2 separate regions of the Homo sapiens genome follow, and region 2 is linked to region 1. A link is an interaction called in ENCODE POLR2A ChIA-PET data of the cell type or tissue named here. Cell type or tissue: K562. All regions are shown on one strand. Each heading gives the region's core, and the rest is flanking DNA. Links, peaks and the distances in the headings are about the cores only.

Region 1 (4,400 bases), core at 109-4,108:
AAAGATGTCACTTACATCTTATCTTGCTTCCACATCCCTGCCAGACTTCATAGTTGATCATGTCACCCGTTTGAAAACTTTCAATGGCTCCCCACAATAAAGACAAAATTCCTTAGCAGGACCTACAAGACCTAATTCATTCATCTTTGCACTCTAGCAGCTGGGATGGTGAATAAATCCTTAAAAAATATTTACTGAAATGATGTGACTAAGTCTACTGACATTTTCCTTATAATTTTCACTTTAATGAGCTGTCTCTGACAGTAGGAAAATCACTGTCATAGAAGCTAAAATTACTGAAACCAACACTGGGGAAGTCTTCCCCAAGCTGTCCCCCTACTGTCTCCCTGCACGTTCACTTCAGTCCTAACCCCCTCTGCAAACTTCACTTTATTTGAATAAAGCACACACTTTATTCAAGGCTGCTTCTCTAACCACAGTGAGGCCACCAAGACCGAGACACTAGAGGAAATATCTCGGAAAGAACTGCTGGGGCCAAGGGTTGTGGTCCAGAGAACATGGGACAAAAGGAAACTGACTGGTGCAGAACTGAACATTTAAGTTTGGCCATGACCTACTCTAGTTACTCAAGTCAGTTAATTCATCATGGAACACATGAGACAAAAGCTTAAATACATCCTCCTGCAAGAGATTAAAAGAAAAGTTCAATGTAAAAGACAAATACAAGCGAAACAAAACAAAATATTAAACTGGATATATGCATGCCATCATGTTTGTTTTGCTTCTACTTTAAGTCTGTGAGTCTCCTCTTTCTGTGGCCCAGCATTCTGTGCTCAGTAGCACTTTTTCTAGACAGGAATGTAGGTGAGAATCTGTGCAAAGGAATAAGCCCCCTCCTCTTCCACATAGTAAGAGGTTGAAAAGAATGATTAAGCTAGTTTCTTCTTGTCTTCTGTTTTGAATTATCTAGCATGATGGGAACAATTCAAATGTTCACGAACCAGTCAATGGATGAAAAAATTGTGATCCATCCAGTGTTATGGGTTGAATTGTGTCTCCTCAAAATAATACAGTAAAACCCTAATCCTCAGTACCTCAGGATGTGATCTTACTTGGAAATAAGGTACTTCCAAGGGTAATCAGGTTAAAATGAGGTCATTAGGATGGGCCTTAATCCAATGACTGATGTCCTTAAAACAGAGGACCTTTAGACGCAGACACACACACACACAGGGAGAAGATGTCTACTATGGTTTGTCCTCACCAAAACCCATGTTGAAATTGTATTTCCAATGTGGCAGTGTCGGGAGGTGAAGTCTCGTGGGAGGTGTTTGGGTCATGAGGGCATATCCCTCATAAATAAATTAATGCGCTCCCACAGGGGTGAGCTGTCATTGGCAGGAATGGATTAGTTCCCACTACAGTGGGTTGTGAAACAGTCTGACTTCTTTGGTCTCTCTCTTGCCTCCTCTGTCACCATGTGATCTCTACACACACCTGCTGCCCTTCCATTTTCTGCCATGAGTTTAAGCAGCTTGAAGCCCTCACTAGACACAGCTGCCCAATCTTGAACTTTCCAGCCACCAGAATTGTGAGCCAACTAAACCTCTTTTCTTCATGAATTACCCAGCCTCATGTATTCTGTTACACCAATACATAATGGGCCATGTCAAGATTAAGGCAGAGACTGGACTTATGCTGCCACAAACCAAGAAAACACATGGGACCACCAGAAGCTAGGAGAGAAACACAAAACTCATAAGGAACCAACCCTGCAAACATCTTGATTTCAGACTCCTAACCTCCAGAACTGTGAGACAGAATTTCTGTTATTTAAGCTTCCCAGTTTGTTACACCAGCCCTAGGAAACAGACACACTATATAAGACACTTCATTATATACCGTATTATATATTTAGTGTATTTTTCCTATATAGCTTAGAAGACTACTAAGCCTGCTACTTAGTAGTAGACTACTACTTCGACTACTAAGTCTACTACTATGTAATAAAAAGGAACCAAAATCACTGACATGTTTAACAACATGCTAAGTGACGGGAATCAGACAAAGGTCAGGCACGGTGGCTCATACCTATAATCCCAACACTTTGGGAGGCTAAGATGGATCACTTGAGCCCAGGAGTTCAAGATCAGCCTGGGCAACAAAGCAAGACCCCCACCTCCACAATTTTTTTAAAATGAGCCAGACGTGGTGGCATGTGCCTATAGTCCCAGCTACTTGGGAGGCTGAGGATGGGAGGATCACTTGAGCCCTGGAGTTCAAGGTTGCAGTGAACCATGATCACACTACTGCACTCCAGCCTGAGTGACAAAGTAAGACCACTTAAAAAAAAAAAAAAGAAGGGCCGGGCATGGTGGCTCACACCTAAAATCCCAGCACTTTGGGAGGCCGAGGCGGGCGGATCACCTGAGGTTGGGAGTTCGAGACCAGCCTGACCAACATGGAGAAACCCCATCTCTACTAAAAATACAAAATGAGCCGGGCATGGTGGCGCATGCCTGTAATACCAGCTACTCGGGAGGCTGAGGCAGGAGAATCACTTAAACCTGAGAGGCGGAGGTTGCGGTGAACCGAGATCACACCATTGTACTCCAGCCTGGGCAACAAGAGCAAAACTCCAAAAAAAAAAAAAAAAAAAAAGAATTCAGACACAAAAGGCTACATTTGTGTTTCATTTACATGTTTGGAAAAAAGCAAACTATAGGGACAGAAATCAGATCAGTGGTTGCCAAGGGCTAGGGATAGGAGAAAAATATTGATTATAGGCCAGGCACAGTGGCTCACACCTATAACCCCAGCACTTTGGGAGGCCGAGGAGGGCGGATTGATCATGAGGTCAGGAGATCAAGACCATCCTGGCTAACATGGTGAAACCCCATCTCTACTAAAAATACAAAAACAAAATTAGCCAGGTGTGGTGGCAGGTGCCTGTAGTCCCAGCTACTTGGGAGGTTGAGGCGAGAGAATGGTGTGAACCCAGCAGGCGGAGCCTGCAGTGAGCTGAGATCACGTCACTGCACTCCAGCCTGGGCAACAGAATAAGACTCCGTCTCAAAAAAAAAAAAAAAGACTGATTATAAAGGGATATGAGGGAACTTTCTTGGATGATGGAAATATTCTCTATCTTGGTAATATGCTGGCTACACATTTGTCAAAATTTGTTGAACTATCTGCCTAAAGAGTAAATTTTACTGTATGTAAATGGTATCTCAATAAACACGTCTTAGAATGTCAAAGTAGGAGAAAATGCTAGCTGTAATAAAAGATAACATAAACAAAGTCTAAAAACAAGGAGAGAATATTTGTAAACAGAATATGAAGTGGAAAAAGGTCAAGAACCCCAAAATAAAACTGCAGATTGTAAATCATTCATGGAAGCGGAAATGCAGGCAGTCAATAAACAAATGAAAACACAACCACCTTACAATCAGGAATCCAAATATAACTAAGTGAAAGCACGTTCACCCATCAGACTGACAAACATGAAACAGACACAAAGAATAACATTCAGAGCTGACTATAATGTGGTAAACTGACTCTCATAACACTCCTGGAAGGAATGAAAAATACTACACACTCTTAGGGGAAGAAAAATTTCAAGTCATTAAAAACCCTTTTACCTAGCAATCCCACTTGGGGAATCTATGGCTGGGCACAGTGGCTCGAGTCTGTAATCCCAGCACTTCGGGAGGCTTGAGGCGGGAGGACAGCTTGAGCCCAGGAGTTCAAGAACAGCCAGGGCAAGATGGTGAAATCCCATCTCTACAAAAAGACAATAAAATTAGCCAGGCATGATGACAGGTGCCTATAGTTCCAGCCACTCAGGAAGCTGAGGTGGGAAGATCACTTGAGCCCAGGGGATTGAGGCTGCAGGAAGCCATGATCACACCACTTCCCTCCAGTGACAGAGAGAGATTCTGTCTCAAATAAATAAAGACACGGTCTCACTCTGTCACCCAGGCTGGAGGGCAGTGGCACGATTATACGTCCTGGTATTACAGGCATGAGTCACCCCACCCAACAGAAAAGTGACACATTTAGGATGAATTTCAATTCATAAACATAGTATGCAAATCCTTTTTTTTTTTTTTTTTCTGAGATGGAGTCTCTCGCTCTGTCGCCCAGGCTGCAGGCTGGAGTGCAGTGGCATGATCTCAGCTTACTGCAACCTCTGTCTCAGGTTCAAGTGATTCTCCTGCCTCAGCCTCCCAAGTAGCTGGGATTACAGGTGTGTGCCACCACTCCTGGTTAATTTTTCTGTATTTTTAGTAGGGACAGGGTTTCACCATGTTGCCCAGGCGGGTCTCAAACTCCTGACCTCAAATGATCCACCTGCCTCAGCCTCCCAAAGTGCTAGGATTATAGGCATGAGCCACCATGCCCAGCCTTTTGAGACTCCATTTTTAATATCTTTCAAT
Region 2 (4,400 bases), core at 196-4,195, 75 kb before region 1:
AAAGATTAGTCTGTTTGGGGGCAGGGCTTCTAGTTTTATGACCTTAAACCATTTAGCAGAGGCAAATATAATCCCATTTGGCCAGGCCAGGCACAGTGGCTCATGCCTGTAATTCCAGCACTTTGGGAGGCTGAGGCAGGTGGATCACCTGAGGTCAGGAGCTCGAGACCAGCCTGGCCAACATGACAAAACCCTGTCTCTACTAAAAATACAAAAATTAGCTGGGTATGGTGGCAGACACTTGTAATCCCAGCTACTCAGGACGCTGAGGCAGGAGAACCGTTTGAACCTGGGAAGCAGAGGTTGCCATGAGCCAAGGATCATGCCACTGCACTCCAGCCTGGATGACAGAATAAGACACTGTCTCAAAAAATAATAATAAAATAAAATAATCTTATCTGGCCAGCAAACCCAGGCAAAAGTATATGCTGACCATTTTAAAGGCCTTTCTATTTTTATCAACAAATTAAAACTAGCTTATTTATCAAAGATTTATGTAAGTCACATAAACTAAAAGGTATTTGGGTTAATTATTATATATTTTCTGTGAGTGCTCATTTAATTGCTTTGCCCCTATGTGGTAAAGCAATTTTTTTTTTTTTTTTTGAGACAGAGTCTTGCTCTTTTGCCCAGGCCGGACTGCAGTGGCACTATCTTGGCTCACTGCAAGCTCTGCCTCCCGGGTTCACACCATTCTCCTGCCTCAGCCTCCTGAGCAGCTGGGACTACAGGCGCCCGCCACCACGCCTGGATAACTTTTTTTTGTATTTTTAGTAGAGACGGGTTTCACCGTGTTAGCCAGGATGGTCTTGATCTCCTGACCTCGTGATCCGCCCACCTCGGCCTCCCAAAGTGCTGGGATTACAGGCGTGAGCCACCGTGCCTGGCCGGTAAAGCAATTTTTATGCTGGGTGGAGATACCTTCCTTATATTATTACTCTGAGCTCAAGGTTTTGACTTGTTTGATCTGGTAGCCTAACTTTTATAAATATTTATTTAGTTCTTTTCTTTTAGAATGTCAATCCTTTAATTTTTCCATCACCTTGAGTAGTTGTTAGTTGGGCAAACCTGAATTTTCATTTCCAAAAGGTGTCTAGGTTGTTAGTTGTCATGGAGCTATTGTAATTTGTAAAGCTATTGATTTGAAAGCCCTTTAAGACTCCTTTTTAAATAATCTTGGCTAGGGGCAGGACATGGTGGCTCATGCCTATAATCCCAGCTGTGGGAGGCTGAGGCAGGAGGAGGGCTTGAGGTCAGGAGTCCAAGACCATCCTGGGTAACATAGTGAGGCCCCTGTCTCTACAAAAAAATAACAAAATTAGCTGGGTGTGATTGTACTCAAATGTGGTCCTAGCTACTCAAGAGGCTGAGGCAAGAAGATCACTTGATCCCAGGAGTTGGAGGCTGCAGTGAGCTATGATCATGCCATTGTACTCTAGCCTAGGTGACAGAGTGAGACCCTATCTTTATTTAAGTATATATATTTAATATATATAATATATAATATTGTATATATATTTAATATATATATTATATATATTTAATATTGTATATATATTTAATATATATTATGTTAAATATATTTATCAAATATACATAATATATATATTTAAATAGAGAGAGAGAGAGGCTGGAATGCCATAACCAGTGAATTCATCCTAATGCCAGGAGAAAAGTCATCAGAGTCAAAATAAGCAGAAAAAAGTAGACAGAGAACTTGGAAGAATCTACATGTTAACCCTATAGTTGGCTGCAGTTTTCTTAGAGCCTGTGAATAATGACCATTTGTGCTCTACATTTTTCTTGGTGTAATTTGCCCATCAGTTTTAAAATGTACATGAGAATCAACTATGATACAGCTGACTGGAATCCCAAAGGAAGGTTTTAGTGGTATGCCTTTAGAATTTGATAATCGCGTTCCACTTCTTGTTTATCTCTCAAGGGCAAAAAAAAAATCCTAGAAATCCTGTCAAAGAATGTGAGTAATTTGAACTGGCATGACAGATAGCAGTGACCACCTAGTAGCTTTTAATTGGTCATCTTATGCCCACCATTTAGAATGTTTTTTTTTTTTTCCTCTCAGAACATGTTCAGAAACAAGGGAGAAAAGAGCCAAATCACTTACAGATACATGTGACCTGACCAAAATGAAACCAAAAGTAAGAGTGTTCATAAAAATTTTAAGCCAAGTATGCAGACAGATACGGTTTGGATCTGTGTCCCCACTCAAATCTCATGTCAAATTGTAATCCCCAGTGTTGGAGAGGGGCCTAGTGGGAGGCGACTGGATCATGGGGGCGGTTTCTCATGAATGGTTCAGCACCATCCCCTCGGTGCTGTCCTCATGATAGTGAGTGAGTGAGTTCTCTTGAGAACTTTGCATTGACCACATTGCTGGAGATGAGGATCATACAGACGGAGTAGTAGCTTGTGCTGCTGGACTAATAGGGGACTTATATACAGCATTTGGGAAGGATGTACTGAAACTAGTAGAAGCTAGGCCACTGATCCATGAATTGTTAACTGAACGGCGGAGATCGAAGACGAACAAAGCAAAAACCCTTGCTACACGGGCAACAAAAGAATTCAAGAAACTGAAGGACCAAGCTTGATCTGTTACCACTGGGATGATAACCTGAGGACCCCCACTGGAAATCTCCAATCTTTTGAAAAACCTGGAAGTGAGGAGTGTGCATGGATGCTGAATGTTTGGGAATGAGAGGATGAGTGAGTGAGGCTTGAAAACACACCACATTGAAAATCCTGCCACAGCAGCAGCCGCAGCCGCCGCCGCCAACAGCAGCACTGTCAGTGAGCTAAGTAAGCACTGACTTCGTAGAAAACCATAACATTGGCTATCTTGGAAAAGAGAAAAACAATGGAGTTACTTATAAAAAAAGAAGAAAGAAAGAAAAAGAAAGAAAGAAAGAGAGAAAGAGCGAAAGAAAAGAGAAAAGAAAAGAAAAAAGAAAAGCTATCTCTTCCCAGGAGAGGCTAGAAGTAGTTTTTCTGTCTTTTGGCCGGTGCCGAGTGGAATGCCTGGTTTCGGGGAGGAGGAGGGACTGGGTTCAGCTGTGGTGCTTTGTTGTAAAAGGCAGCCTGGCCTTTGCTACTGAGGAGAAAGATGGAGCCTGGGTCTCAAGCCCACCTTCTCTGTACCTTTGCCACACGGTACTGTATGCTTGCCGGCTAGAAGGAGGGTGAGGGATTTTTTACAGTCTGAGAATGAGTGTGTGTGAGTGAGGCGGTATCCACATTCTCAAGTTCAAGTCATTACAGTTTCTTTTTCCCAGAAAACAAGGGGTTAGATGTTGCATTTCATAAAACGAACCCAAGTTCTGTCTACTGGTGCAGCACAAGAGATGTAAAAAAAAACAAAAAAAAAAAAACACAGAGGAAAGACGCTCTTTAGGTTTTGTTTTTTTCGTTTTGTTTTGTTTTTTTTTTTTTTTTACTCTAGGGAAACACTGACGAATGGTCAGAGCTCCTATCCTGATCTTTTCAGTAAGGCGCCTTTCCTAATACTATGGTTCAACTGTGAATGTAGAAGTGAGGGGGAGGGGGGAGAAAAAGAAAACTCTGGCGTTAGAGAATATAGAAAAATGTAAGTACAATTGTTACAAATAGCGCAGACTTCAAAAACAAAAAAGTCACAAACCAAACCAAAATTTAAATGATCAGAATTGGCAGCACAAAGAAAACGCCCTCTCCTGACTTGTATTTTGGCAGTCTGAACGCCCCCAGAAAATTACGCCAAAGAGTTTAGAAAAATATACAATAAAAGTAAACACACACATACACACAAAACAGCAAACTTCAGATAACTACTTTGGATTGCAAACAGGATAAATTAAATGTTCAAACAATCTGATAAAATAACCATTTGGAAACTGGAAAAAAAAAATGTGTAGCACCTCCCCCGCCCCGCTTGCTCCTGCTCCAGCCACAGAAGTGCCTCCTTCCCCTTCACCTTCGGCCATTGTTGAAAGTTCCCTGAGGCCTCCCCAGAAGCCAAGCAGTGCTAGCATCATGCTTCCTGTACAGCTTGAAGAACTGTGAGCCAATCAAACCTCTTTTCTTTATAAATTATCCAGTCGCAGGTATTTCTTTATAGCAATGCAAGAACAGACTAATGCACAGACCAAACAAAATATTAAACCAGGCATGGAGAACCAGACAGAAGATAAATTCTGTAGAAACCAGAGTACTGAAACCAGAAGGACATTGTTCTTATACCAGAAATGGTTTGCCAGAAAAACAAAGTCTTCTGTCATCCCAGGACAGATGCAAAGTTCTTTATTGAGGTGGCCTTATAACCAAATCAGAACATGAATAAAATAAAAAAGAACTCACCAAAGACAGGGAGTCCAAAAACTCGAGATTCACCAGGGCAGAAAAGG

Evidence for each region. ChIA-PET counts read pairs that join two places held together with the same protein. Peaks named below come from ENCODE experiments on the same cell type or tissue, not always from the same donor. Only the 100,000 strongest peaks of a DNase experiment are listed, where the experiment ranks them.
Region 2: POLR2A ChIA-PET joins it to region 1 with 5 read pairs; 3 of 35 experiments call an interaction of 5 or more read pairs at or near these places.

Annotation. Positions count from the first base shown.
Region 1 is chr7:149,245,036-149,249,435 of GRCh38, reverse strand. All of the region lies in intron 1 of ZNF212 (zinc finger protein 212), which reads right to left. Among named protein-coding and RNA genes, the nearest start is that of ZNF212, 7.6 kb to the right of the region's middle. In K562, for the core only: no CTCF peak of the experiment used is centred there; no DNase peak of the experiment used is centred there.
Region 2 is chr7:149,320,074-149,324,473 of GRCh38, reverse strand. No RefSeq gene overlaps it. Among named protein-coding and RNA genes, the nearest start is that of TRC-GCA9-2, 8.9 kb to the left of the region's middle. RefSeq lists an enhancer at 2,087-2,266 and a silencer at 2,616-2,833. In K562, for the core only: no CTCF peak of the experiment used is centred there; DNase peaks (open chromatin) are centred at 2,124 and 3,944; H3K4me3 peaks cover 1,190 bases.